Linked DNA regions of Mus musculus: all the other regions are linked to region 4. Evidence: chromatin loops called from intact Hi-C (ENCODE). Cell type or tissue: heart. All regions are shown on one strand. Links, peaks and the distances in the headings refer to the core of each region. The heading gives the core; the rest is flanking DNA.

Region 1 (5,855 bases), core at 430-5,429, 450 kb after region 4:
CTTCCTTAAAAGATGAGGTCAGCCACCTGCTTAAGAAGGGGCCTTCTCTCCTGGCTTGCTCACCCCATTTAAAGACAGGCAGCTCCAGCTGGTCCTGGCAGATAGGTAGGAAGCTAGGTACAAACTGTCAAGTAGTAATAATAATAGCTAACATGTATCCATTCATTCACACACCTGCTTATATGCACTAGTGTCAGACAAGAGACTAAGCAATGAACAGACAGGTCTTAATCTTCATGGAGCATACACTATTAATCCCAAGTAATTAAAAAACATAACAATCTCAAGCAGCATGGAATTAGGAAGGGAAGAACACAACTGCAGTCCTGGCCAAGATAGAGAGAGACTGAGGTTCAGAGAACTGAGTACCAGTCTTGGCTTTATAGTTCATGCCTGCTTGCTTCTTCTCCTCTTTAAAAACTGTTACAAAGTAAAAGGAGGCACAGGGCTAATGCCTTACAAAGATCAATATGCTATTATCTTTATGTTACTGACTGTAAAACAGAAGCTTGGGGTTGGGAGAAGAGAATAGGTTGGCAGAGAGGCACAAAATTATAGAATTCCCAAAAATAATGTTTGAGAAAAAATATATATTTAAGTTGATTTAAAGACAATATAATGCATATATGAAACACAATGTAATGTTTATATATGTGGATGCATATATAATGTTTCTGTGTGTTAAAAAAAATAAAGTTGGATTGCCAGGTGGTGGTAGTATACACCTTTAATCCCAGCACTTGGGAGGCAGGGACAAGTAGATCTCTGTGAGTTCAAGGCCAGCTTGGTCTACAGAATAAGTTCCATAACAGCCAGGGCTACACAGAGAAAACCACCAGTCTTGAAAAAACAAACAAACACAAGCCCAGAAAGCAAATACAACCAATCTAAACAAAACAAAACATTAAAACCTTTTTAACTTAAAAAATAATTCCCCAAACAAGACAAACATCAACAAACTAAAACTTAGAGCACTAACTAGCTTGCCCCGTAGAGCGTTAGCAAGAGCCAGTGTGTGTGCACAGCAGTCTGGCAGGGGCAGCTCTGGACCGTGGCGTATTTGTCTGTCTCACATTACCAAGGCTGCAGCTGTGCTGTGCTCAGCTCTGTCCCACATTCTGGAATCAAATCTGAAACTTTCTGCCTGTGACCTGCATGCCTGGGAGACCTGCTGCTTAGCTAAGAAAAGTTCAGCCCCATGCAATGAGCATCCTCGTCAAGAGCAGCAAGCTGGTGCTTTCTCACGAAAGTGTACTTTTGCTGGCTTAAGGCTCTCACATTTCAATTGTAAAAAGTCTTCTCTAACAGTTTCAGGAAGTAAGTGTCCTGTGCATGTGGCAGCTCAGGTGGTCTGCTGCTGTTCTGAGGCAAGGTCTCAGGTAGCCCAAGCTGGCCTTGAATTCACCTAATGGCCCAGGATGCTCTTCAACTTCTGACCTTCCTTCCTGTACCCACCCCCAAGTGTTAGGATGTTGGGCATGTACCACCACACCCAACTTCTCAATTTTTTTATGGAGGGTACTCTTTGAAAAATTGATACACTTGGGTTTTCCCCCAAAAGTACATGCAAGAATACACTGTTTTCTCTGTAACTGATGGGTCACACAACATCCTAAAAAGCCAAAATCTTCAATTTGAACCATTAAGCTGTAGCCTCTCCCAGAACAAGTCTTGGCTTTGCTTCCTGGAAAACAAGAACAAGTCTCCTTTGGTAATCAGTTTGGGGCAGTTAAGACTGCCCACTACTCTCTGCAGAGAATGTGAGGTCCATTCTCAGATCCCATGTCAGCACACTCACAACCACTATACGCATGTGCACACAGACAGACAGACAGACAGATGTGCATGTGCACACACATATATATACATAGAGCGAGAGACAGGGATGGGGGAGAGAATGTTTGCTTTACTGGTTTCATGTTCTCATCTTCCCAGAAACTACTCTCCAAGGAGCACATATGCGTTGAGCCCAACTGTGTACCTGCCCAGCTGGATGGTCTAGTCAGATCATCTACCTCTCCAGCTCACGCTCCTTGTGTTGAGTGACTGGATAAAAGCAGCGAGTGCATGCCACAGGCCCAAGAACAGCATCTGGGGGGGGGGGCGAGTTAACTAGACTATGGGCTCTGAGGTCAGCAGTCTTCTCCACCTCTCTTCCACACAGATACCTGTGCAGGTACCTGGAACAGTCTGAGACAGTAAGTGAAAGAGGAGATCAATACTATCACCAGTTAAGCTTGGATATTTAAACTTGGAATTATCTCCTTTCTCCTTTCAGACTCCCTCTAAAAGAAGACAACTGAAAACACAAATGTTCTTAAGTTGTACACACATCTTCTCTTGAGGCCTACAGCATCAAAATTGATGACAAACTAGACTTGAGTTGAGTCAGAGTGCCACCTAGTGCTCACAGCAGCTAACTGCTGAGAACTCAGGAAATGTCCTTGGTGAACAAGGAGGCAGGCGGGCACAAAAATGTAAAGTGAGTGGAAAACTGTCATTAATGGCCAGAGTCTTCAAAAGAAAGGTAACTATAAGGAAAATCAGACATCTGCAGCTTTAGACGCTAGTACATGCGCGCATACATATGTACCATACTAGAGAAAACTTACTTCCGAGTACCCTAAAGTTCTACTTCCTGCAGAATCATTCTGTGAATAGAATCTGGTGCACAGCATTCCCCTTGTATCCTTGGCTTCTCTTTCTATGGCTTTATAATCGCTAGTCATGGTCAGCCATATCCAGAATCAACAATGCGTAAATTTTAAATCACGTGCTATTCTGAGAAGTGATCTCATACCATGCTGCCAGGCCTGTGATTTACTCTTTTCCAGAGTGTGCATGCCACATGCCACATACACTACCCACTCAGTATCTTTTTAGTGGCCACCTCAGTTTTCATAACAGCTGCTGGCTCCAATGTAAGGCTCGCAGTGAAGTAGTGCATACCCAGGAGCCCATAATGTCAAAACACCCAACTTGTTCAGCTCAGGCACCTTATCACTAGTATTGTTAGCATCTTCTGAATACTCACTGGTAGTACCATCTGAAATCTCAAAAAGGGAGAGTTCTAGAAGACATTAGAAGAGAGGAAAAACACATCCATATAGCTTTAATTACAACAAGTAGTTGTTCTGTTATTGTTGTAAACTTAGGTTTACATTGTAGGTACATGCTGAGGCAGGAAGATCAAAAGTTCAAGGTCAGCCTGGGCAACTTTGCAAGACTTTGCTTCAGATTCAAATTTAAAAATTGGGAGGTGGGAATGGTGGTACTTGTAATCCCAGCATGTGGGAAGTGAAAGCAGGAGTATAAGGAGTTCAAGGTCATCGTCAGCTATGTAGTGAGCTTAAGGCAAGCCCGGGCTACATGAGGCCTTGTCACAAACAAACAAATGGAGTGCAGCTTGGTGGAACAGTCCTTGCTCAGAATTCCTTAAGTGGCTGCCTAGTACTGTACAAAGCTAGGTTTGATGGTTCATAGTTATAATTCCAGCACTTGGGAGGCTGATGCAGGAGGACTGTTGTAAGTTCAAGTTTAAGGTCAGCCTGGGCTACATAGTAACTTCTAGACCAGCCCATGTTTGTCTCAAAAATACCAATTAAAATTTATAAACAGCAAATAAATTTGAAAATGGTTTAATTTTTGAACCATTGGGATGACTATACTAAAAATGACATGAGAAAATGTTTCTTATTAAAATTAGTATTCTCTATAATTGAAGGAAGGCCCTTACTTCAACATATTATATGTAGTGGGATAAAATTTTTCAAATTTCTATCAATTATATAATAATTTCTGGTGGTTCTGAAACAACTAAAGATGATAAAGATTAGGGCTTATAGCATAAAGAAATTATTTTACCTCCACCTTTCAGACATGACTAAGTTGATAGTAATACACAGCAGTGTTTTAGTTAGGGTTTCATCGTTGGGAAGAGACACCATTACCAAGGTAACTCTCATAAAGAAATATTGAATTGGGACTGGCTTACAGTTTTAGCGGTTCAGTGCATTACCATCATGGTGGGGGCAGGGCAGTGTGCAGACAGGCATGGTTCTGGAGGAGGAGCCGAGAAGGCTACATCTTGATCCGACGGCAGCCAGGAGAGGACTCTGGCTCACTCTGATCAGACTTAAGCATGTATGTGGGACCTCAAAGCCCCACCTCCACAGTAACACATTTCCTCTACCAAGGCCCTCTCCCAGTAAGGCCACATCTCCTAATAGTGCTACTTCCCAAAGGCCAAGCATATTCAGACCACCACAACCAGCTTCAATTTGAGAAGTCTATTGACTACAGAAATCTGATTGGTAAAATATTCAACCCCATTCTTTTTTTTTTTTTTTAACTTGAGGATGCTTATAAAAGTCTGAGAGTTTTTCATTCATTTTCACTACAGGTGAGACTTGATGTGTATCTCATTATATAGCCACCAAATGGTGACAGAAAGACATCTGCCATTTCCTGCCCTTTGGCCAAGAGCAGACTGGGAAGTTTCCCTGAACTACACAGGCATGAAGGAGAGCAATGTGTGTAGGGAGGCAATGAGGAAGAGGAAGATGATACCAGAGGCAGGTAGACCTCTCCTCCTGAGTCTTGGTGGACCCTAGCAAAGGAGGAGATAGGGCCTGAGTTCAGCATCCACTGGTGAAGATGGCAGAAAATTCTTTATCTGGAGATTGCTTACAAGTGTGGGAGGAGTCAGATCAGTACCATACTAACCCTTTGATATTACGCTCTTCATTAACTCCTCTCCACACACGTACGGTCAACTGTAGCTTTCTCCACAGCATGGAGGGAGAGCCCTTCCTCCCATGCCCTAGTCCCAGGAGAGGTTGTTACAGTAGGCTACTTTCAGACTGCCTCCCACTGATCCTGCCTTACGGTATTCTTCCCATGCCATTTGCCCTTCAGTAATCTGCTGACCTTGAGCAAGGGCTGGACCTCAGCAACAGCTTTGAGTGAAAAGATTATGACTAAAGTGAAGCTTTGTCTCCTTCCAGATTATGTTGTGAAAAACTGTAACTTGTATTTTGCTGATAGTCTCTAGCTCTTCTCACGTATTTCCTGATGAAACAATCGGAGAGGCCCACATGGTAGTCCCTGGCCAATTCCATAATTGAGACCCTCTCTATATCAGTTCTCAAGGAACAAAATCCTAACAGCAATTATGTGCACATGGAAGCAGACCATACTCTCCTGAGCCTTCACACAAGATTATAGCTTTTGCTAATTTGAGATCTTAGCTGCAGTACCATAAAAGACCTTCAAGGAGAGGTCCAGCTAAGCCATGCCATAGAAATCTCAAGATAACAAATATGTGTGGTTTCCAACCACCAAAAGCATTCTGGATCAGTAGGTTAAATTGAGTTGTTAAAGCTCTTCAAACTCGCCAGAGGGACTGCAGCTAGTGAGTGAGGGTGTTGCGCTTGGCTATGACCGGGTCTCCAGTTACCACCCAAGCCTGGATGCTACTTCTGCATTTGGTACAAGTGACACTTCCTTTGTAAGATTAGGTCCTTATCAGGTCAGAGACAAAGTCACTGTCTCCTACCCAGGGGCTGCTGTACCTTCTTCAACATCCGCAGGTATAGGGCATCTGAGCAGGTCTCCTACCTCCATCTTTAGCATAATGCCCAAGTGCATGTGTGGTTTCCAACACAAACCTCTTGACAGAGTATTATTAACTTTATACTGTTTTCTATTTATTATTGGCCAGCTGGCATGGAAACACACCAGTAATTTAACAAGCATTGTTGCGCCAATGCACACAGGACAGACATCAGTCCTAGCTGAGGGTGGAAGATTAATTCTGATCTAGGCAGGATTCAAAGGCTTCCTTGGTTCAGCCC
Region 2 (5,855 bases), core at 345-5,344, 300 kb after region 4:
TCGCCAAGTCCCCTCAGTGAGCTGGCTGACACCCGAAACCGAAGCATTGCAGTAGATTTAGGAGGGGAAACCAAAGCCTGGTAGTCTTCCCGAGGTCACAGGCTGTGAGTGTTGACCTAGGATATGAACTCAGTGTCCCCCAAACCATGATGACTGTGTACGATGGCAGTGGGTCCCAAGTCCATCTTTTCTTGGCAGCCTCGGGGAGCAACACTGCCAAGCCTGTGCATACCGATTGTCCTTTTCATTCTTTTCTAGAAGGGAGGTGGCACAGATGAGGTGTCATGGAGGCAGCCTTACCCCTGGCCATGTCTCAGGGAGAGTGGACAGGCACTGGGTGGGGGCAGGGGTGGGTCTGTGAGCTGAAAACTGTCTTGTTAGATTTCAGTGTTTATTAAAGGGACACACACACATATATGCATGTGCATGTGTGCACACACACATGTATGCACGTGTGTACACACACATGTATGCACGTATGCACACACGCGTACACACACAGAAATGAAACTCTTGATCTTAAAAATGTCAGGTTATATCTAGAAATTAAAAATATAGGAACTTCCTTGCTTTCCACCCCATTGAAGTTTTGTTTGTTTGTTTGTTTGTTTTAATTTTAGGATTTTGTGTGTTCTGATAGATGTGTACTCCTGCCACAGTATCTAGTGGGCAGAGGACAACTTTGTGCAGTTGGTTCTCCCCTTCCACTTTTATGTGCATTCTGGGAATCAAACCTAGGTCACCAGGCTTGCAGGGCAAGCACCGTTTCACCTTGAGCCACCTCAACAGCCCTGTTATTTGCATCTATTAGTTACAGATAATAATGGGTTCCATGACAATTGTCATGCCCGTATCTGATGGATTTTTTTTTCGTTTCACCTCCATTACCCTCTCTCGTCCCCCCTCCCACTCTTGTTGAGCATATGTGAGTGTGCACGTGCGTGTAAGTGTGCATGAGTGTGTGTGTGTGTGTGTGTGTGTGTGTGTGTCCCAGTGAGTTCCATTAGGGTTGGCTAGAAGTGTGGATGAAGGTTTGTTTATAGGAGTCTGGATGCCTTACCCATTGCTACATCACAGAAGACAATTTCTCCCCCTCTCCCATCAACCATTAACTGTGTGAATCCGCTGGGGGAGGGGGCAGGGTGTAGGGTTGGTTTTGTTCAAATAGGGTCTCATGTAACTTTTTGTTGTTGTTGTTTTGGTTTGGGTTTTTCAAGACAGGGCTTCTCTGTGTAGCCCTGGCTGTCCTGGAACTCACTTTGCAGACCAGGCTGGCCTCGGACTCAAAGATCCTCCTGCCTCTGCATCCTGAGTGCTGGGAGTAAAGGCGTGTGCCACCACTGCCCTGCTCTCGTGTAACTCATGAAGTCTTGCTTCGACAATCTTTCCATGGATTGAGTCCTTTTGTTCTGTCTTTGAGGGAATTTGTCTTCATGTTCTCTGTTTTATTGGCTAGGAACATCTTGCTGCAAAAATTCAGTTGTTTCAGAAAATTAGAGCCTTTTTGTTTTAATTGGTCCTACCAAGTTTCCCTATTTTATGACAAAGAGAAACATCTGGACTTTAAAAACAAAACCAAAAACATGTTGACAGGGAAAAAAAATACTAAAAGTTATGTGAAGAGGCTAAATCTGGGGCAGGGGGGTGGTGGTGGAGTAAAGACCAAGGGCAAGCACTCAGGAGAAGAGGCAGGAGGATCTCTGTGAGTCTGCTGCCAGCCTGGCCTCCAGAGTGAGTTCCAGGACAGGCAGGGCCACACATAGAAACCCTGTCTGAAAAACAAAACAAAAACAAAAACAAAATGATAATAACTTATATATTTATTATTATTTAGATTATTGTTGTTAATATTATTAAAATCAGTGTGTGGAATTATCAAAAAGAAATTGTGTCAGACTTGCCATTTTAGCCTGAGTGACCTTGGGAATTTATACAGATCTTTAAAAGGCAATACCTTCAGGTCAGCTGTAAGTGGGGAAGCCAGGCAGCAGAGTCAAGTGCCTCCATAGCTAGCCAGGCTACTCGTACGCTTCTCATCTGAGGACTGCCCAAATACACTGTCTACTTTTTTATTTTTAACATTTAAAATATTTCTAAGAGTATTTTTAGAGACTATTAATTGACTTGAGTTTTAAAGTGGGAATGGGACGTGCTGTGGTGCAGTGGAAAGAACAGTGGGTTGAAAAATCCCGAGCTCCGCATTCCAGAGCTGACCCTGCTCATGTGACCTTGGACAGAGCAAGCTGGCTTTCCCTTGGCTGGTTTTCTTCCTCTGTTTCTTGTTGTAACAGCGGCCTCTTGTGGTCCATATCATTAACAACAACCACCACTACCACTACTACCTCACCCCCCAGTCAATTTTGGATTTTTAAATTTATTTTTTATTTTTGGTTCTTTCCAGTGTTATATTTCATACTGTTAAGCCAGCAGACTTGTGTTCTCACAGATAAATCTTAGGAGGCAAAGGCAGGTGACAGCAGACAAATGGGCACCAAACCCATCTCTTAAACTAGTCTCTGTAGTTTCTTCCAAGCCTGACATGAACAAATTGCAGTTTATAAAAATGAAAATACTTCTGTGTCTCATCCATTGCTCTTCCTCCTAGGGACCCTGGGAAACGGCGTGCCAGGGCCTCCTCGTGCCCTAGCAGCTCAGACCTGAGCAGGAAGGAAACCAGGGCAGGTGAGTGTGCCTCTCTGCCCTCAGCATCATAGCAGATGAGAGTGCCTCTCCTCCTTCAGCATCCAGAGCAGGTGAGAGTGCCTCTCCTCCTTCAGCATCCAGAGCAGGTGAGTGTGCCTCTCCGCCTTCAGCATCCAGAGCAGGTGAGTGTGCCTCTCCGCCTTCAGCATCCTTCATTCTCAAGATCTTTGTGCTGTTAAACAGTGTGACTTGTTTTTCAAAGACAAATGTTAGGTGGAAGTCAAGGAGAGTCTAGAGTGCCACACCGAGCCCTTAGTAACTCTGTTCGACAACTTCAGGAACTGGATCCAACTTGCTCAGAAACCATTTGTTTTCTAAGTTTTCATTTTTCACTGCCGTCTTAAACCAGTATCCAGGTCTGCTGCCTTCAATGTAGACAGAAACTCACAGAAATTATAGCTTGAAGGTATCTGGAGGGTTTGTGTGCAGATTTAATATCAGTGTAAATCTAAACTTAAGTTCAAAAGCATTGCCCACTTAAATGAAGAAGGTTTTAATTCTTCAAGATTTTTTGTTTTTTGTTTTTGTCTTTAAAATAAAGAAAAAGATACAAATGTGGCACATTGTTAACATTGGACCAAACTAGTCAGGGTAGGACAGCTGTCTGTTACATTAAATGAAACTATATTATGAAAGCCCTTTAGGGACTTTATTCTGCCTGAGGAAATATGAAATAATACAGACCAATGGTTAGAAATGGTGCAAAGTCAGGCAGTGAGAAAAATGAGCCAGGGAACATTTGTTACACTATACCACTGTAACATTGTAACACTGTAACATTGTAACACTGTAACATTGTAACATTGACTGTACAACACAAGCAGCAGGTGAAACCTTAAGTTGTGGAAACAAGAGTTAGGGAGCTCTGTGTCACACCTAGAAAAACAAACATGCTGTCACCCCCATTTCAAAGGCTGGTGACCCCCCCCCCCATGGGGAAGGATCTAGATAAGGCAGGCATAAGAAGGTTTTAAGCCTTCAAGGTTTTTGTTGTTGTTGTTGTCTTTAAAATAAAAAGATACAAACGTAGCACATTATTAGCATTGAACCAAACTATTCAGGGTAGGACAGTGTCTGTTATATTCTTCATAGTTTTTTTTTTTCATTTCACACAAAAGTTTATGTCGGGCTCTATGAGTACACATCTATAATCTGAACATTTTGGAAACAGAGACAGGGTTATGAATTGCAGGCCATTCTGAGCTACAGTAAGACCTTGTCTCAACAAAAATAAAAAATGATGATAAATGATATCAATCTAGCACCGTGTAAAAGATGTTATCTTCAAACTAGCCCCTCACCAGTAAGGAGACAGTTAGTGGTCACCTGCAATGTATCTAGAACTCAGGAGAATCTAAGCCTTCCAATTCCCTAGACAACATTGTTGCTAAGGGGTTTACGTTTGCATGCTAAAAACACCAGCCAATGCTAACAATGTATCAAGCTGTTGGGTCCAAAGCTGAAAGCTGTGGTTAACAGCTATAACCACGGAGACAGCAGAATCTTCAAAAACAGGCAGTATTTCTTGCCTGACTTACCCAATTTTCCTGTTGAATCATTATTTTTATATTTAGCAAGCAGTGAACCTAGATGAAAGTCCTTTTTAAAATTTGAAGTTGTTCCCCAAGACTGGGCCACACTGTGTGTTTGTAGACATGCTTCAGTTTCTAGAATTCACTGGGGATAGGGTATGGAATGGAGGTGATGGGGGCAGTGAGGACCACATGGGGATACAGAAGCAAGGCCATAGCAAGACACAACCACATTAGTGGGGATTCCTGGGAGACGACCGAGAAGAAATTCTTATACCACAGTGTTTAGCTAACTTCTCAAAATGAGTCTGAGAAGTCTCAGAAGGGTCTGGAGGTAACTAAACTTGGGTGATTTCTGACTCATCTTGATAATCATTTCTTCCTGGGGGGAGCATGTTGACTGATTTCACTCTTCCTGGGGAACTAGTTGATCGCTCAGCTTTACATTGAAAAGCACACTGTGTAGGGGTTTCGTTTTGGTTTTTTGTTTTTTTTTTAAGACCACATGGATTTAAAGCCTGAATTTCTAGTAATTTGGGGTTTTGATGTGTTAGAGCAGGTTCCTACTCCAATAGATGATGCCACAGCTCAATGTCAGAGTCTTTTTCTCGAACCCTTTACCATATTTTTTGAGATGGTCTCTCGTTGGACATGGAGCCACATTCTGGCCACACTGAGCTGGTCAGTGAGCTCGCAGGATCTGCCTGTTTCTGCTCCTCTGCTCTGGGGTTACAGCACCATGCCTGGCTTCTTTTATATGTGCTGGGGATCCAAGCCTGGGTCCTGAAGCTTGCAGCAGCAGGTGCCTTACCCACCGAGCCATCTCCCCAACCTGCTTTCTAGCAAATTTAAGTGTTTCCTATATATGTCAAGGAAATTGACTGTTGTTGACTTAACAACTTCTGGCTTTTTGTTTGCCTTCTTCAATACTGAGTCTGTTCATATCCTTTGGCCTCTAAGTGGATTAATTACCTAGGACTATGAGCGGCGGTCTTCTTATACTGCGTGGCTATTTGTATTTACTTTTAGAATTACATGCTTGTTTGTTTTGTTTGTTTAATGTGAGTACATGGTTGCTCTCTTCAGACACACCAGAAGAGGGCATCGGATCCCATAGCAGATGCTTGTGAGCCACCATGTGGTTGCTGGGAACTGAACTCAGGACCTCTGGAAGAGCAGTCAGGGCTCTTAACCGCTGAGCCATCTCTCCAGCCCCATGTGCATGTTTTATCCAGTTCAAGCACACTCAAAAATCCAAAAAGCAGAGATGATGGTCTACAGTCTTTTGTCTGCCATTCTGAAAACCTCAACATCCCAAACGTTGAAATAGCTCTAGTGGCAATGGCAGATCCGACCAGAGCTGTAGTGTTGGCCCCTCTAGTGTGAGCGTTCACGTGTTACGCTGGAGGGTGGTGCTCCGAAGTCCCTGTTGTGAACACTGCTTTCATTCTGAGATCCAGGCATTTCTGAAGCCTGCACCACACCTGGCCCAAAAGTTTGGAAAAGGAACTCTGGGCCTGCACTCAAGACTAATTCTGTGCTAAAGACAATTCAATTTTGTTTTATGATGAAGTCTTGCTGATAGGTCTGCACAGATTAGCCGGTCTTGCTGTTTTGCCT
Region 3 (5,855 bases), core at 520-5,519, 390 kb after region 4:
TGTATTTAGGGTTTCAAGTATTTATTATTCATTTTGTAACTCAGACACACTACACAATACTCATGACTTCAGGATAGCAAAGGATGTAATTTCCAAATAGATTATTTGATCTTGAAACAACTTGTTGTCACTCAGAAAAAAATGAAGTTGAATTATATTTTAACCCACAATAAATCAGAGTTAAACATGAAGAAAACAAAACAAACAATAGTCCTACCAAATGCTTGTGGAGTGAAAAGAACCAATAATGCTACAAAACCTGGAAGTCAAAAACGACGGATAAATCTGGTAACCAAACAGACTGGCATGAGGGGAAGGGTACACAGTCAAAGATGAACAGAGAACTTGAAAGACTGCAAAGGGTCAGAGACACTTCCAAGAAAAGGAAGTGAGAATGACCGAAACCATGCTCAACTCCCAAAGCAACAACAACGCACTGCATTAACTACAAAGACCATAGGTGGGAACCTACAGACAGACTCACATTTTGTACTCACACATAAAGGTAAACCACTACACTATTGATTCTGATAAACAACCTAATTGCTAATCAATGGAGGACTGTTTGAAAAGTTCAACATGATCAACAAAGCTGTGGTCCTCAAGAGAACAAAGCAGAACATATGCTGGGGTGGGGGCGTAGAGAAAGGAAGACACAACACGCGTGTACATGTGTTTGTTACTGCTTGAAATATCTGGGTAGTATTTCTTTAAATGACACCAAATTGACATCCATATGACCTTCAAAACGAACAGGTTGAATTATATTATTCTGGTTACTCTATTCTAGAATCAAGTGAATTTACTCTCCTTACTTAAAGGCTAGGCTTAAAAGTTGACAGACTCTCTCTTTTAGCTAATAGATTAGGTACATGACAGATATAAGGGCCGTGACCTTTTCTAATTAATTTTATGTCAATCAAAAAACAAAAGGCTAGTTATATGGGGTGTTCCTGATGAGCTGAGTGTGTATCCCAATTTACCTCAGACCAGGTACAGACAGGACAGTGAGTAGCTCTATCCAGCCACCCAGCACACACAGACTGACCTCTGAGAAAGTCAACAGATGACAGTTTTCTTACAGGACCTACCTGTTCTTACTAAAGCTTGCATAAAGACTCCTCACCTTGGAAGAGTCCCAAAGTATAGCACACACTGGAATGATGGCCAGCTCAGTGGAGAGAGCTGTCCCTGCATGTGCAAGGCCCTAGGGTTGATCCCAAGCATGGCCAAGTATTTCCATGCACCATCTCCTGAGAGAAAAAGAACAGAGTAGGAAAGGAGGTTTGGGCCAAAATAAGGACTTCTGTTAGCAAGTTTGTAATTCCCATGAGAGCATTTAAACTCTTAACTGGGCAGGTCTAATGTGTAAGTAAGGTGTAAAGAGAAGATGAGGGAGATACAGCAGCAACAGTACCACATCTACATCTACCTCATGATACCTACAGAAGAGTTTACAAAGCTCTTGGGGGTGTGCAGTCTGAGAATGAAACTGCTTTTTAGTTTTCTGCTTATTCCTTAACTGATATAAAGGGGCAAAAAAAAAAAAAAAAAGAAAAACAAACAAACCCATATAGAGCTAATAATGGTAATAAAAAATTAAGAGCAGCAATAGCAGCTGACATAGCATGCTAGGAACCGAGTACTGTTTTAAGTACTAGTATTTACAAAAAAGGAACATATGATTTATGATATTGAAATCTACAAAATGTATATGTCTTTTATAATCTTTATGAAAAAGAAGCCAATGTCTTTAATGCTTTATTAGTGTGAGAGCCCAAGTCAAACTGAATGCATTTTCTAACTTCCTATGTAGGTTACTTTAACTATTTTCCCTTCTGTAGTTGTGAGAATTCAATTAGACTCTGAGCAAATCTTACAATCCAGATTCTAGGAGGCAGACCTGCCAAGAATAAAAGTTCTTGTTGAACTCAGATGCAGATGGCAATCAGCATAAACCTCACAGGTTCTCTGTGAAGACATGGCTGGAAAAGCTAACATGAGAACTAGGACTCCCCACCCCTCAACAATACTAACACCAATATCTGAAAGCCATGCCCACACCAGCACCTGCTTCCTCACCAATGTACAACAATACTGATTAATCCTCAGAAGATGGACATTCTGAGTGGCGTTGACAGCACACAGAAACAGTACGTCCTGTGCCACCGTGTGAACAGTGCTTGTGGACCAAAGCCCTGTCTAATCACATGCTTTGCTTATGTTCCGACGACCTTCATCAGCCTCCTTAAGAATGATTGACTGGCTACAGATTAAAGACTTTCTATGAGGTGTCAATCTACCTACTTGAAAAATTAGGTGAAAATCAGTAAACTATTTGAAGCATGTTTTTTCTTTGTCTACTTGATGCATTAAAAAAAGCCCATCTAGATATTTAAGACTATATCTTATAACACTGATGTCAATCTTTTTTTTTAAAGTTACACAAGTAGAAAGTGCATTTCTTTCTTTCTTTCTCTCTTTCTTTCTTCCTTTTTGGTTTTGTGTATGTGTGTGTGTGTGTGTGTGTGTGTGTGTGTGTGTGTGTGTTTGAGACAGGGTTTCTCTGTGTAGCCCTGGCTGTCCTGGAACTCAGAAATCTACCTGCCCAAGTGCTGGGATTAAAGATGTGTGCTACTACTGCCCGGCAAAAGTGCATTTCAACAAGGCAAAGAAAGCAAAATGTTTTATAAAAAGTGAAAGTCCTAACCCACTCTCCCCTTCCGGGAGAGTCCTTGTCTATCTAGAATTATGTGGATGTTTTAACATTCAAAGTATTTCAGAAGAATTGAGGAGCTAGAAGTGTTGTTTATATGTAGATTTTTTAAACTACAGCAAAAATGTACTAAATTTCTTCTGTCATTAACACTGCTAAGCTATTTAAAAACACGGGAAGTTAGGTACCTCTTTGTGTGTGTGTGCTCCATGGACCATGGTTTAGAAAAAGAAAAACTTCCTGACTTCAAAGTCCTACAACTGGGTTGGAGACATGTTCGGTGGTACAGAGTTACCTAGCATGTACATAACCCTGAGTTAGATGGGGAGGAGGAGGAGAACAATTTTTGGAAACGTGCTACTTGAGAACTGTGCCAATGCTTCCTTTGTAAAGTGACTAGTTTCCCATGATACACCAGTCCCTAGTTTATTTTACATGCTAAGTGTATTAAAGTGAAATACAGCTATGCAAAGCTTTCTAGTTTGTTGAATACAATTTCACAGGCACTATCATAATCAATGTACAAGCTACTGTGGATCTTTGGAAATTCTAAGTCTGAGCTGAGGATATTGCACAAAAACGCTGTCAGCAATAAGAGCTGTTCAGCCATGACCACTAGGGTTCGTTTCTAAGAATGGGAGCAGATGGATCTAGGGTGGCCTGCATACACAAACCATAAATGCTAACTCAACACTTCCACACTTTAAGCTTCCAGAGCAATGGTTTATGGTTTATTTATTGACACTGAGTATAGAACCCAGAGCCTTTCACATAGCAGACTACCACTGAGCTTTAAAAATTTATTTCTGAAGGTTGTTTTTGGTATGTGTAAACAACCAGCATGCAGTATATCCATGAACATTAACAGCTAGAATCCCTTTATGGAGTCGTTTACATTTTCATGACTATACATAGTGCACCGATTAATTGGCTATTAAAAAAAACTGGCCTGTGTCATTTTAATGGGCAGAGTAACAAGGAAATTATTCACATTTAGACTTCTTGAACTAAGACAACCCAACATATGATTTCAATTCCAATTTCAGTATTGACTCTCATCCTTTTAGATTCAAAGCCTTTGAATGTTCAACTTTTAGCAATTTTAAAACATCATCCTATTTGCACCATTAAAAACACACACACACACCATCTCAAATAGTTCTGCAGGCCTATTCAGGCACAGCAGGGATGGCTTAATAAACAAGGGCAAGAGCTGCGATGAGCAGCACAGGTCTTGACGGCGTTTTTTTTTTTTTGTTTTTGTTTTTGTTTTTAAATTCCATTTAACCGACTCAAATGTGGTTCTAAATGAACGTCGGCGAGGGAAGGGTGACTGAACAATCAGTTATGACCGAACGCCGGGGGGAAATCCACAGGCTGTTTGCCCTGAGACTTCAGCTCTGCTGCTCTGACTTGTGCGCACCGGCAGGGCACAGCAGTCCTTATTCTGTTCCAACACCTCCCCTTAGGTGATCTTGGGGTGCAGTCCCTTCCTTCGCCCAGGCCGCGCAGCCCTCGGGGGCGTTTGCGAAGCTACCGGTGCGAGCTAGTGTCGGCGGTGCTCAGCCCCACCGCCCTCAGCCCTCGCCTGCCCAGTACCTCGTCCTGGCCGCGGTCCCCGCCGCACTGGTGGCAGCTCAGCAGCTCGGAGACAGCCAGCGAGGCTGCGTACGCCTCGTTCGACGCGGCGGCCAGGCGCATGTCGAAGGGACGGCTGCGGCCGCGATCTGTCGCTGCAGCGCTTCAGTCAGCACCCGGCGGGGGCGGGGCGGGCGGCTCCGACAAACAAGACGCGAGGCCCCGCCCCACGCCCGTCACTCCACTGCCCGGCGGGCGCGCCCGCCAATGCCGGCCCGCGGGGACTCGTAGCCCCACCCCTTGGCGCTGGGGTTGGGGGAGCGTGCGGACCAGGCCAGCAAAAACAAGCTTGAAGGCCAAGCGCCCAGCCTGAAGCTGACACTCAGTTTGGGAACAGGCTCGCTGGGTGGAACCCTGGCTGGAAGATGCAATGTGCATCCCGGGACTCAGGGAAAGGCAACCTAGTTTCCCATCTCCTGGGCTAGGGCCGGGCATTTACCCATAGGCAGTCAGCAACGTCACCTAGCCGGGCCCTGGCAATACCAGGAGAAATCCTTACACTGTACAAGCTATCGAACCTTTTTCCTTTTTGATGCCCAAATGAGGCAGAGTGGGCTGCAGAAGCAGGAGACCATGGTCTATATGCAATGTGAAATTTATTCTTGGCAAGCGATGTAGAAACTATAAATATTTTCCTTGGCACCAGGTCTCCCAATTGTCTTTCCTCAACAACTATATCCAATGGCATTACAACATCTAATATTCCCTCACAGATACCTGTGTTACAAATAAAACCCTCTGCGAAATCGAACAAGTAACTTGGAAAAACTGAGTTTAAGACATAAATCATTGACATTTTTAGGTCCAGAATCTAAATCTTGTGCCAATACTATTTCCTTCCTTTGGTAGCTTTATTGATTTCTTCAGAGAAAATAAAACAAACCTTGTGCCAGACGTGGTGGCGCACGCCTTTAATCCCAGCACTCGGGAGGCAGAGGCAGGCGGATTTCCGAATCCGAGGCCAGCCTGGTCTACAAAGTGAGTTCCTGTCAGCCAGGGCTATACAGAGAAACCCTGTCTTGAAAAACCCAAAAACAAACAACAACAAAAAACAAACCAAAACAACAAAAACCTTGTTAAATTAGATCTCTTTTTTCTATGCTTGTGTTTTCAAAAGTTTACATGTTCAGGTTAAGAAAAGAAAAAGTTGGAACACACTCAAAAAAGGAAATATATGGAGCTTAAATGACTAAACACTGACAGACACAACTAGGGCTTCAAGAGAAAAAAAGTTTCAGTCTTGGGAGGTGAGGTTACAATGTGTCAAAGAAGACTGTTACACTTTCAGCTCTTGAATCTTCATATTTTGAAAGTCACATGTTAAAAAATCGTTACTCTTTCTTTTTCTCCTGCAGGTAAGATCAATTGTTGCAACTTTTTAAAGCCCTCCCCCCAAACTTTTCTTTCTTTTTTAACTAAGAAAAGCAAGCTGCTTAGTTAATAAAAAGAGGAGGCCAGGTCTAAGCTCTCTTTTGCTGAAGAGCCACAAAAATAAATGATA
Region 4 (5,855 bases), core at 237-5,236:
CCTTTTTAGCTGGGTCACATATTTGTTGGGAAAACAGAAGCCAACTCAGAAGAAAAGGAAGGAAGCACTTTCTGGTGTGCAGCATGCTGAGCACCAAGGATTTTGGCTGTGGGGTTGGAGTGGAGCACCACCGCCTGCCTACAGGGAGCACTGTGCTAAGTTTACCACAGTGGTTCCTAAGGAGGCTGAGCCTGTACCCCTTCCTAGCCCCGTTGCAGCTTTTATTCACCTTACTCAAGTTAAAGTTTTAAAATATTGTTCCTTTAGTACCTGGATTACATAAAAATGGATAATCACCACCTTAAATCATTCAAAGGAAAAAAAATACATATAAAACGTTGTCAGTAAGAGGTGGGGGAAGTTTTGATGATTTTTTTTTTTAAACTTTAGCTGGACATGGTGCCACATATCTGTCATCTCCACTCAGGAGGTAAGGTCAGAAATTCAAGGCTGACTTTAGTTACATAGTTCAAGGGCAGCCTAGATTACATGAGACCCACCCAGTCTTAACAATAAAAAAAGAAGTCTACCTTAAAGATAATGCAGGCATTCGACTGGGCCAACACCCACTATCTGTCCCTACCTTCAGGGTCAGAATGCTCTCAGTGAATCCACAAACTCTTCTAAAGTCCCAAATTTCTGCATGCTCTTAGGATACACTGTACTCAAATGGGACGAACTGCTTAGACTTACAGATATATGGATTTCTTTCATAGCACACACACACTCGTATACATATATAGATGTATATATATACACATATATGTATACATATATATGTACACACATATATTTATATATACACACGTGTATCTAGACATATATATGTATACACGCATATATGTATATGGTATATATATATGTACATATATACATATATATATATATATTTGGTGTTTTAAAAACAGTGAGTGAAGTCTTTGGCGTTTGCGTTGCACATTGCAAAGTATCAGTGAGCTGGCCTTCTGGATCTGGGCACAGAGCCTAACACCAGATTCCAGGTAATAAACCCTAACCTCTCTGCACAAATCCCCACTCATTTGAGGCACAGGCAATCGAAGCTGAATTTGTGACCCCACATCACCATCTATATTGCCAGGCTGTAAATCAAAATCAAGTTCTGGGCTTATTTAGTGGATCAGACTGGAAAGGACAGAGGCGGGTCCTAAGGTAGCATAGCAACCCTAAAAGGCAGAATTCCTTTCTTCAGCTCCACTTTCCGAAGACAAGCCGAGGTGATGGAAATATATTTATTCGTAAATGGGCCGAGCCATGCAGCCCGAAAACCTGCACCAAAGGACTGGGGATATTTGTAGCAAGGTCACAGACCACGCAGGGTGTTAAGTGTCCACCTTGTGGTCCAGGTGTGTGCACCGGTGTGTATCTAAAGCAGTTGCTTTGTTCTGGTGAAGGCAGGAGCCCCAAGAGCACGCAAAGGAGGCAGCGTTTCTCGGTCTGCGCCCTTGGTCTCTGCAGCTGCTTGGGCAGCGCGAGAATCTCGCCGTCCAGATGCGTGGTCCGGACTTCTGGGCTATGCGGGAAGCGGGTTACGGGCCAGCCTGGCTTCCTTGCAAACAGCGCCCGGGGAGGCCGCGGCAGCGCGGGCCTCGCCGCGTCCCTCCGCCGACGCGGGCGGCCCCACGCGCCAGCCGTTCAGCCAGCCCCACATTCCATCTCAAAAATAACACACACGTGTGCTGGTAAACAAGCGCGCCAGCCGCCGGGGCTGCGCGTCCCGGGCGAGCCCGTGCAACGCGCCCCCTCCTCCCGCACGTGCCGCCGGGCTCCGCCCACGGGCTTTGCGCAACCAGGCTCCGCCCCTCCCGTCTCGCCAGGGCCCTGGGGTCCTAGAGCCCGCCGTGCTAGCAAGCTGGCCTCGCCGAGGTTCTCAAAGTTTCTCGCCCTGATAGAGCGTGCGGCTCAGATCCGCTCCCTACCTCCTTTCCCTCCTCCCTGCACAGTCCTCCTCTAGTCCTCCCGCTGTCTGCGCGGCGAAGGCTGCCACTCAGCGCGCCTTCGCTCTCCCTCCCCTCTGTCCTTGCAATTTTACTCGATTGTTTATTATTTGCTGGGGGCGGGGGCGAAGAGGAGCGAGAGGCGTCTGGAGCCCAGAGACTGGCGGCGGCGGCCAGTCAGCGCTCGGCGTGGCTTGACGAGGAAGCCGCGCAGCGAATGGCGATGCGGCGCAGGGCTCCGGGGTCACGCGCGTGTAGAGACAATGACATCATCTGTTTGTACGCGTCGAACTAGCTTGGTGCAGGGGCGGGGGCCTCACGTCACTTGAGTGACGGATCACGCGTAAAGCCTGGAGGCCGGAGTTCCGGGGTGGGCGGCCTCTGCAGGCTCTTTTAGGCTGGCTCTTTTGGGGTATTGGGTTGTTGCGGAGCCCAGACTTTAGCTGCAGAGACCGAGAGGGTTTTGTTTGGAAAGATACGTATGAACCAGAATGCATGGTAGACTTTTGGTATGCATGTCGCGTGTGGCGCAGAAAAGCACACAGTACGGCCGGGAGGCACGGATCGTGGGATAAGGGATTGTGAAGGTGCGATCTGAAGTCTATAGACTTAGAAAAGTCAAGCACGTAATCAGCTGCTTTAGCATAAGAAAACTGTTGCCCGCTTCCAGTTAGCTATCTTCTGCTCCTGCGTTCAGGACTGGGGCGCACTGCACTTTTCTTCCTGAGTTGCACTTTTCCCACTTAGCCTTAAAATCCGTGAAAAGCGAAGCACGACTGTCGCCGGGTGTCCCAGGTGAGGGTCCAGTGACACACCTTTCGGCGCGATCTTCGCCGGCCAGTGTTTCCACGCCCAGGTAACCCTTGTCACCTGCGGCTGCCGGCTTAACCCGGGTGTTCCCTGGTGTCAGGTTCTAATAAGGAACCCGATACTGGGGCGGGCTCCGACCCCACGCACCCACGGGCAGGCCACGGGCCCACGAGCCAAACGCAGGGCCCAAGGCTGAGAGCGCGGGGCGGCGCGCAGTGGTGTGTTGTCTGACCTGGCCTCCCGTCCCGGGCCAGCGTGGCCGCTGAGGTCCCCAGGAGAGCGCGGGACCCCAACCGGGAGGGCTGCGGAGCCGGCCGAGTCCCGACCCGCGCGCGCCCGCCCCCATTCCCGCAGCCCCGCGCAGGCGCGAGGGCGCACACACGCGCACTCCCACACGCACGCACAGCAGCCCTCCCGGCCCCCGCCCCAGCCCTCCCCCTGGGCGGGGACCCGCCCCGCCGTCATCCTAGGTTGAGGCTCCCTGTGAGTGGCTATAACTTTGTGCTGCTGCCGCGGCCGCCCTGCTCGTGGAAGGGAGGAGGAGGAATGTGGAAGGCGGCGGCGCAGCACAGGCTGACAGGCGGTTCCTCCGGCGGGCTGCGGCGGCGGCCCGAGAGTCCCCTCGTCGCGGTGCCCTGGGCTCGCGCGGAATCGTACGCCCTCCCGCCTCGTTCCTGAAGGGAAGGAGCCGAGGTAGGCGCCGGAGCTTTGCAACGGGGCGGCCGCCTTTCCAGTGACTCCGGATCTGTTTCCGAGCTGGGCCAGGCGCTTCCCTTTCCCTCCCCGTGACTCGGTGTGCTCCCCCCCTTCTCTCCCGCTAGTGTCTTTAAAGGACTTGAGGGAAGGGGGAACTGTCAAGATGGCAGCAGCGGGAGCAAGGAGGTGATGAACGGTGCTGGTCCGGGTTTTCATGCAGTCCGAGAGATTTGGCGCTTCCCGACCTGTTGGAAGATTTATGTTCCCACTTGCTTCCTCCTTCCCGTTTCTGACCTGGAAGGGGGCGGAGGGCCCCACGTCCCCAAGAAAATACATCTCAGATCTTCTTAGTCCTGCGGGGTCGGCCCTCTCTCTCTCTCTCTCTTGTTGGAAGTGATCTTGGCAGGTCTGCACCCAGACCCCCACGCTCTCCCTGCTGGTCCGCGGGCGGAGAGGAAAAGACGGGAGTTGCCCGCGCCAGCCCTAGGGGGCCTCTCGCCTGGGAGGGGTGGGGGGGATCGCAGGGCTGGGGAGCGGGAGAAGAGCCCAGGACTCTGCTGACTTGCCCTGCGCCTCCGCGGGAGGCACTTGAGCGAGCCAGAGCCAAACATAAACAAACGCACGCACGCACGCTCGCCCTCCGACCACTGCGGAGCTGTTGGGGTCCGGAGGCCGCCCACACTTAATGGCGCGGCCACCCCTCCCCCGGGACGCCCCTCCCCCCTCCGCCCCGCCATCTAGTCCGGGAGAGACCTGCGGTTCTGGCGACGGCAGCGGGGGAGGGGGCTGCCCCGCGCGGGGCCGTCGATTCGCTCGCGTCTCCCGGGCGGCCAGGCCAGGGGGCGGCGTCTGCTGCGCCAGGTTCGCGGGACGCACGTCCCCAGGTCTATCCGTTCTAGGTGGCGGCCGCGGGCGAGGAGTCTCCGCGGACTAGGCTCCAACACAGGATAACCAACTCTCTCTTCGCGCTTCCCTAGGTAGCTGGAGCTCGAACCTTCGCGGTGCCCCGTTCCTCCCCCGCCGCACCCAGCCTGGGCTCGAGAGGAGAGAGCAAGAGCCCAAGCCGCGGGCGGCGGGCAGGCGGCGAAGATGGCAGAGGCACCAGCCTCCCCGGTCCCGCTCTCTCCGCTCGAAGTGGAGCTGGACCCAGAGTTCGAGCCACAGAGTCGGCCACGCTCCTGTACGTGGCCCCTGCAGAGGCCGGAGCTGCAGGCGAGCCCGGCCAAGCCCTCGGGGGAGACGGCCGCAGACTCCATGATCCCCGAGGAGGACGACGATGAAGACGACGAGGACGGCGGCGGCCGAGCCAGCTCGGCCATGGTGATCGGTGGCGGCGTGAGCAGCACGCTGGGTTCCGGGCTGCTCCTCGAGGATTCGGCCATGCTGCTGGCTCCAGGAGGGCAGGACCTCGGGTCGGGGCCAGCGTCCGCCGCAGGCGCTCTGAGTGGGGGCACGCCGACGCAGCTGCAGCCTCAGCAGCCACTGCCACAGCCGCAGCCGGGGGCGGCTGGGGGCTCTGGGCAACCAAGGAAATGCTCCTCGCGGCGGAATGCCTGGGGGAACCTGTCCTATGCCGACCTGATCACCCGCGCCATCGAGAGCTCCCCGGACAAACGGCTCACTTTGTCCCAGATCTACGAGTGGATGGTGCGCTGTGTGCCCTACTTCAAGGATAAGGGCGACAGCAACAGCTCTGCGGGCTGGAAGGTGCGTGCCTATCAGGGGCTGGTGGTCGGACCTGCCAGGCCTTCGCAGCGCCAAGCGCGTATCGAAGCGGTCGGTTTGCGGCCGTCCAGAGAGGGCTGGCAGAGGAGCTTCGCTGTGAGCCTTTGGGGTGGGGGATTCTTTTCACTCCTATAGGAGGGAAGCCTGGGGATGGCCTCAAAGTGGGAAGGGAGGGTCCTGGGCAAGTTTTGGGCATGCCCAGATGAGTAGGCTGTGGGCAAGGGACACTAAGGAGGAAGGACCAAGACATTTGTATGTGCTGGCTTACCTCGGCTGCGGGGAGGAGGTAGCTCCGCGGCCAACTTTGGAATACAGGAGGTGGAAGTGGGATGCACCGAGGACATTGTGGGTGGAGGGAAGGCGTGTGTGGGGGAGTGTTTGGGACAGCGTTCAAGGCAGTGGCAGGAGCATGATACTAGCAAACTGAGGATCTTTGGGTCCAACTTGTGCTTGTGGGTGTTGACACCAACAGGCAAATCGATCCCATTAGAAAAAGCAATGATTGCAGACTGTTCCCTGGCCGGCTCTCACGCCTTTCCTCACACACCTTTGCTCTTGAGAGACGTCACTTCAGCAAGCCTGCCAGCAGGTAGCCTCTGAAATGCTTTGGGGCTTGAAACAGGTCGGGTTTGTCATCTAAAAGTGTGCTGGCTACACCTGCTGCTCCGC
Region 5 (5,855 bases), core at 338-5,337, 250 kb after region 4:
GGCAACTGGCAAGAGTCAGTTCTCTGAGTCCTGGAGTGGAACTCAGATGGTCAGGTTTGGCAGCAAACCCCTTTATCTAGTGGGCAATCTTGCTGGCCCTGACCTGTCTGCTCCAGGGTGGCAAGAACTATCAGCTAGCACAGGCTGCCAGCCTTGTCAGGGAAAGGGAGTATTGTTTCCAACCATGAACCTGGTGGAAGGAAGGGACATTCCCAGAGAAAACTAGAAGCTGAAATAGAGGGAAAACAGTTTCCGGGGGGAGGGGGGCATCTGAGAGGGACAGCTCCTCAGAAGGTCTTTCTGCATGTGGCTCTATTCCCCTCCATTTTATTTTCATTTATAATGAAGGTGTGTCTTCTCTGGCCCAAGGAGATGCCCTGCTCTCTGTTCCTATCACCCTTTTCTTTGCACTACTGGACCAAGAGTAAGCAGAGTGTGTTTTCACTTGCAAGTACCAGGAAACTCAGAGATCTTTTAATTCTCACAAATAACGCCTAGGTGGGATGGGCACAGGCTGACAGAGTGGACAAGTGATGCCATCAGTACCCAGGTCAGCCAGGCGTGGTGGTTCATGCCTCAGTTCAATGCTCAGGAAGCAGGGGCAAGTGACGCTCTATGAGCTTGAGCCAGTTGGGGTCTACATAGCTCAAGTTCAAGGACAGCCAGGGCTATGTAGAGAGACTCTGTGTCAAAAAGAATAACTGCAGTTCATCTTTCTGCTCTGCCACTATACCCTAGTCAGTCAAATAGCTGCCTGCCCAGCTCCAGGCTTCAAGTCCCTGAACACTACCACTCAGAGGCAGAACAAATCAATTATTGTGTGTCTTAGGTCTCTTTGTAATAACTAAGAAACTTTTCCAGGAAATCCCTCAGTGATGTGTCCTCATGACTCATTGGTCGCAGTCGGGCTTCGAGCCTCTTTCATGAATTGCCATCAAGGAAAGGGGGATTTCCAGAGCTGATTGAATCAAGATGGCTAGGAATAAAACCAGCCTCCCTGCAAGCTCATGGCCACAAACTGTGAACTGGACCAAGCTGGATGAGGTTCTATTGGGAGATAATTGACATTTGTCACATTTGTGGTTCTCAACATTTGAGGACTTTGCCACCTTGTATGAGTCTTGCTCACAAGAGACAGCAACACAAAAGTTTTAGAACCTTCCAAGTCGATGGCAGGCATGATTAGTGTATAGGTGGGTCAACTGGACTTCACTAGCGAGCCACAAAACCCAGCCAAAGTGAAGCCTTGGGTGCTAGGCCAGATACTCTGGCGAACGTGGAAGAGCAATGTAGAGAGAGCGAGGGTCTGCACAAGTGAGTGCTGACATGCGCACTGCATCTACCTTGTAAACAGTGGTGTGCTCAAGTTGGGCAGTTTGCGTACAGTTCTGCTTTAAGCGACCATCGAGCCCGTTTTCTAGACTCTTAGGGGAGTCAAAACTAGGGGATTTGTCCCTAAACAAATCTCCTTCTGGTTCCAACTAGAGAGACTCTTGCTCGCCACCGGAAGTTCTGCAAGGCGAAATGAAACCGGGTACGCAAAGCATTGTGTCTCTGACGCAGAGGACCAGACGTGTGACGTGACAAAATGCCAAGGATGTGAGCTCTCCACAGTACATCGCAGAGTACCACTGGTGGAGACAGAATAAGGCAGGTCTGGGGAGTTCTTCCCTGGGGCCAAACTCAGCTTCCCTTCCCGTGCTCAAGCACCCTTTCTCTGGAAACCCGCCCTACTCTCTCCGCAAGCATTTCCACCGAAGACCTTGGCACCCAAAGAGCCTATACCCCATGATAGATGTAATTTAATATCATTTTGTTGTTAGATGTATCTCCAGACGTGGACCAGGTCATTTAATATTGCATGAGGGGAATGGGGTTGGAAGGCGGGGTAGGGGAATTCCAGACCAGTGTGACTAAACTTAAATTTGAAAGTTTTCAATACGAAATGCCCAGTGCATTGGAGTTTGTATCCTTTTACAGGTAACTAAAAGGGAATGTCCCCTCCCTGCAACAGAAAAAATAGCAACCTTAACAATGTTTTAAAGAACAGAAGGAAAAACTTCATTGTGATTCTCCTCTCCTGCCTCAACAAAGCTACTGGCAGGTACCCTTGACCGCTGTATCATTTACCTGACTCAGTTCATAAAGTGGATGGATACGCTGCTGTACTCCGCTTAGGCCACCACCCTCACTAGACATGCAGAGGCCGCTGGCTTACACACATTGTAACATTTGTGTTGTGTTTAACGGGTCCAAAGTGTCCTTCTTTCAAACCACTTTTAGAGCATCCTTCTTTTAGGTTGTTGATGCCTATAAATGTATCTCCCTCGGGCTGATACCACCTGATACCACCGTGTGGTTGCTGCCGCTGCCAGATCAGCGCCCCCCCCCCCCCCCCGATTTCAGCAGTGGGGCAGGTTTGAAATAGCATCTTTAATAAAAGGGCAATGGGCCTTACCGCTGTTTCCTTTTGTAGATTTTAGTTATTATTGGGGCTTTCCTGGGGTTCTGGCTCTGAACGATCCTGTCAGGCATTGGCTCAGTGTTTCTCTGCTATTCAGAGATGGCACCAGGCCCATGGGGTTGAGAGTGTAATACAGATGTGTGCGTTATCAGGAATGTTCCAAAAAGCACCTCGTGGTTTTCTCTGGGGTTCATTTTTGTTTGTTTGTTTGTTTTTGTTTTCTTTTTTTGTTGTTTTTTCTTTGGGGGTTTGGGGGGGCTGTTTTGTTTTGCAGAATTAACCCTTTCAGGGGGGTTATTGTCCTCAGTTGTCTTAGTTATGTGACAGGAAGGCCTTAGGGTGGGGATCTCTTCCTTCATCTGGAAACTTAATTTCAAATCTTACGCTTACTGCATAATGAAAAATGCCCAGGAATTGTGTGAAAGTAAGGATGAGCTGTTGCCCTGACATCTGAAAATTTTGAAACAGGTGACTATTACAGAAGCCTATTAGCTTTTCGGGACTCCCTTCCCCACAAGTTTTAAGTCAATGATCCCTCTTTCTTCCTATATTTTCTCTGCTGCATATATGATCAGTGACCTTAAAAAGCAGTCATTCAAAAACTATGTTTGGCAAACACAGCTTAATTTTCAAGTCTGGTGCAGAGTTTCTCACAGAGAGCTGGGGCCCTGAAGACAGAACGCGCTCTTTTGAGCTGCATTTTGAAAAGGGAAGGGAACTGTAACTCATTCCTTGTGGTAGAGGACAAGCAATGACTCTCGGCAATGGTCTGGGGCTCCGACCTGCCACTGCCACCGTAAAGACCCGGCTCGTGGGGCTCCGACCTGCCACCGTAATGATCTACCTCCGTGGGGCTCCGAACCGCCACCGCCACCTGGCTCCATGCCCTTTCCCTCCTAGCCTCCGAGCAGCTTCTCTGGCTGCCACGTGACCCCAAGAGGCCATTTCATGTGTTCCCACTGGGTACCACCTCTGCTGTGCCCTCTGGTGGCCTTGGCTCACCACTGCTGCTGCCTCAGCAAAGTTTGACCTTGGCGCTATCAAGAGCCATCTCTCCTCTCTACTCCAGCCGCTCATGGGAGTCCGGGTGCCTGCTGACGCTGCTCCAGCCGAGAGGGAGTGATTTGTCTCCTCAGCTGGCCACAGCAGTCCACCCTGCTCCACTCTCCAGTAGCTTACACACTGAGACCCTGAAAACCACGCTGGTTCCCCAGGCCCTGCATCATTTAGGTGACCACAGTATACCACTGCCTCAAAAAATATTTCTCCTCTTTTCAACAGTCCAGACGAGATAGACCAAGCCAAAGAATGAAGCTTAGTTATTACACCACATGTAAGAGGAAACTCAAAATAGATCAATAGCTTATGTCAAGAGCTAAACCAATAAAACTTTTAGAAGAACACAGGAGGAAAGCATCATGACCTTAATGAAATGGGGTCTTGGGTCTGGGATCAAACGCAGAAGCAATACACAGGGGCTGGGGTAAATTAGACCCTAACAAATCTAAGAACCTGTAACATTGAAGGATTTTATCAAGAAAGTGAAAATAACCACTAGGGAATGAGCAGGGTGGCAACTCAGACAACAGTCTGAGCAAATCCCAGCACTTGGGAGGCAGAGGCAGGTGGATCTCCAAGTTTGAGGCCAGCCTGCTCTACAGAGTGAGTTCGAGGCCAGCCAGAGCTGCCCAGAGAAACCCTGTCTCAAAAACAAACAACCTCTGCCCCTACCTCCCAAAACCCAATAGAATGGGAGACTCTGCCAATTCCACACGGGATGTTGTGTGAATATTCCTCAGGAGGTGTGACCAAATGTCTGTTCACTACAGTTGGGGCACCAAGGAGAAGTAAGGAAACCACTCCCCCAAAGTCTTACTTGCTGAACAAATGAGTTTATTACGGTTATTGGCAGAAGCATGGGTGACCAGTTCCATCACCCAAAGTCTCCTACCCCAGCTAGCAGTGCATGTAAGCCACATCCAAGAGCCTGTAGCCCAGTTTGTAGGCAGCAACACCAAAAAGGCTCCGCTCCAGGGCAATTGCTGTGGGAGGGATTGTGTGTGAGGCTAGTAGCTTTCTGAGCTTCCTGTAATGTTCCTGAGCTTTCTAAGCCTTCGAGTTTTCCCCTTCCTCTCCCCAGAACAGAATGCTTCAGTTTGGAGAAGATAGCTGCACAATCTGTAGGAAGGGTCTAACGTCCAAAATAATAGTCTTCATTTCTCAATAATGAAAAAGCAAACAAACAACCTTTAAACTATCAAAGCACTTGGGTTAGCATTTCTCCAAGATACACACACACACACACACACACACACACACACACACACACACCCTGATATACATATAAAAGGATACTCAATCAGTATCATTGATCCCAATGGAAATGTAAACTAAAGCCATCTTCAGATCTCTCCTTACACTCACTAGGATGGCTATAACCAAAACCAGACAACAGGAAGAACTGTCCAAATGTGGTAAATCGGAGCACCCGTAGCTTACTGATGAGAATGTAAACTGTAGGCTGCTGTGGAGAGCAGTTTGCAGGTTCCTGACAATGTTAAGTACGCCCCCGGGTGGTGCAAGCAGAGAATTGACTCCTGTGAGGTGTCCTCTGGCTTCCCCATGCCCACTGTAGCACACGAGTGTGCCCTACACACACACACACACACACACACACACACACACACACACACACTGGCACATAAATGCACAAATAAATGCAACTGTAAATGTAATGCTGAGTACAGTCAGGAGTAGTGAGGCAGGCATGTAGGCAGCACTCGGCTTGTGGAGGCGGGAAAACTACAAGTTAGACACAGTGGTCAGCCTGGGCTATATGGAGAGAGCCTGTCTCAAAGCCAAGGAACAACAAGACAGGAAGTTCACTGACTTATCTTGTCTGTTTATTGATGATACAACCCCCATTTCAGGAGAGGTTAGCCTATAGCAGTGAAGACATGCTTCTCAGAAGAGCTGAGGAGAGCCTGCACAGGCAGGCCCTGGGGTTACTGCCCTCTAATGCATTAGGCCACGCCCCTCTGGTTCAATCAGTTTCCACAGTCATCCACGTCTCAATGCTGTTTGGGGGTGGGGTGGGGATAGGGTTGAGATGGCTTAGTGAATCAAAGCTCTTTCTGCCAGCGATGCAGGTGACTCGAGATTGCTCGCTGGCCAGCAACCCAGCTCCGGGGTTTAGTGAGAGACCTGTCTCAAGAGAATAAAACATAGGGTTATAGGTCAGGATATTGGGTGTCCTTCTCTGGCTTCCACCTATCCCTGAGGGCACCTGTGCACATCTGTGTGGTGAGGAGCTGAGGCCCTCCATTTGACAATGGCTGTGTAAAGCACTATGCAGAAGCAGCAAGGTACACAGAGGCCCAGGAGAACAGCC

The links. Hi-C counts contacts between places; a loop is a spot of excess contacts. Peaks named below come from ENCODE experiments on the same cell type or tissue, not always from the same donor. Only the 100,000 strongest peaks of a DNase experiment are listed, where the experiment ranks them.
Region 1: it touches region 4 in a loop (2.8-fold over the local background); 13 of 42 quality-filtered maps call a loop at or near these places.
Region 2: a loop joins it to region 4, with 3 times the contacts of the local background. A loop is called at or near these places in 14 of 42 quality-filtered maps.
Region 3: it touches region 4 in a loop (2.9-fold over the local background); 7 of 42 quality-filtered maps call a loop at or near these places.
Region 5: it touches region 4 in a loop (6-fold over the local background); 14 of 42 quality-filtered maps call a loop at or near these places.

What each region holds. Positions count from the first base shown.
Region 1 is chr10:41,827,616-41,833,470 of GRCm38, reverse strand. The region is part of intron 1 of Sesn1 (sestrin 1); the gene reads right to left. Among named protein-coding and RNA genes, the nearest start is that of Sesn1, 20 kb to the right of the region's middle. In heart, for the core only: a CTCF peak has its summit at 2,409 (motif pointing left); a DNase peak (open chromatin) is centred at 2,420; H3K27ac peaks cover 615 bases.
Region 2 is chr10:41,977,348-41,983,202 of GRCm38, reverse strand. It overlaps Armc2 (armadillo repeat containing 2), which reads left to right. Exons shown (of 18, transcript NM_001034858.3): 6 at 2,606-2,682. Among named protein-coding and RNA genes, the nearest start is that of Gm33058, 21 kb to the right of the region's middle. In heart, for the core only: a CTCF peak has its summit at 2,310 (motif pointing left); a DNase peak (open chromatin) is centred at 2,262.
Region 3 is chr10:41,886,056-41,891,910 of GRCm38, reverse strand. The region is part of intron 1 of Sesn1 (sestrin 1); the gene reads right to left. Among named protein-coding and RNA genes, the nearest start is that of Gm33058, 70 kb to the left of the region's middle. In heart, for the core only: CTCF peaks have their summits at 3,330, 4,146 and 4,403; DNase peaks (open chromatin) are centred at 2,150 and 4,570; H3K4me3 peaks cover 2,061 bases; H3K27ac peaks cover 1,298 bases.
Region 4 is chr10:42,274,129-42,279,983 of GRCm38, reverse strand. It overlaps Foxo3 (forkhead box O3), which reads left to right and starts at 3,289. Exons shown (of 4, transcript NM_001376967.1): 1 at 3,289-3,458; 2 at 4,439-5,168. The coding sequence starts at 4,551. It overlaps Gm38485 (a long non-coding RNA gene), which reads left to right and starts at 5,175. Exons shown (of 2, transcript XR_380269.1): 1 at 5,175-5,855. In heart, for the core only: CTCF peaks have their summits at 2,330 and 4,022; DNase peaks (open chromatin) are centred at 1,813, 2,233, 3,233, 4,383 and 1 weaker place; H3K4me3 peaks cover 4,234 bases; H3K27ac peaks cover 4,283 bases.
Region 5 is chr10:42,028,810-42,034,664 of GRCm38, reverse strand. 1700016J18Rik (a long non-coding RNA gene) reads right to left here. Exons shown (of 3, transcript XR_871596.3): 3 at 5,555-5,668. Among named protein-coding and RNA genes, the nearest start is that of Gm51798, 12 kb to the left of the region's middle. In heart, for the core only: CTCF peaks have their summits at 3,452 (motif pointing left) and 5,008; a DNase peak (open chromatin) is centred at 3,474; H3K4me3 peaks cover 647 bases; H3K27ac peaks cover 757 bases; H3K27me3 peaks cover 1,712 bases.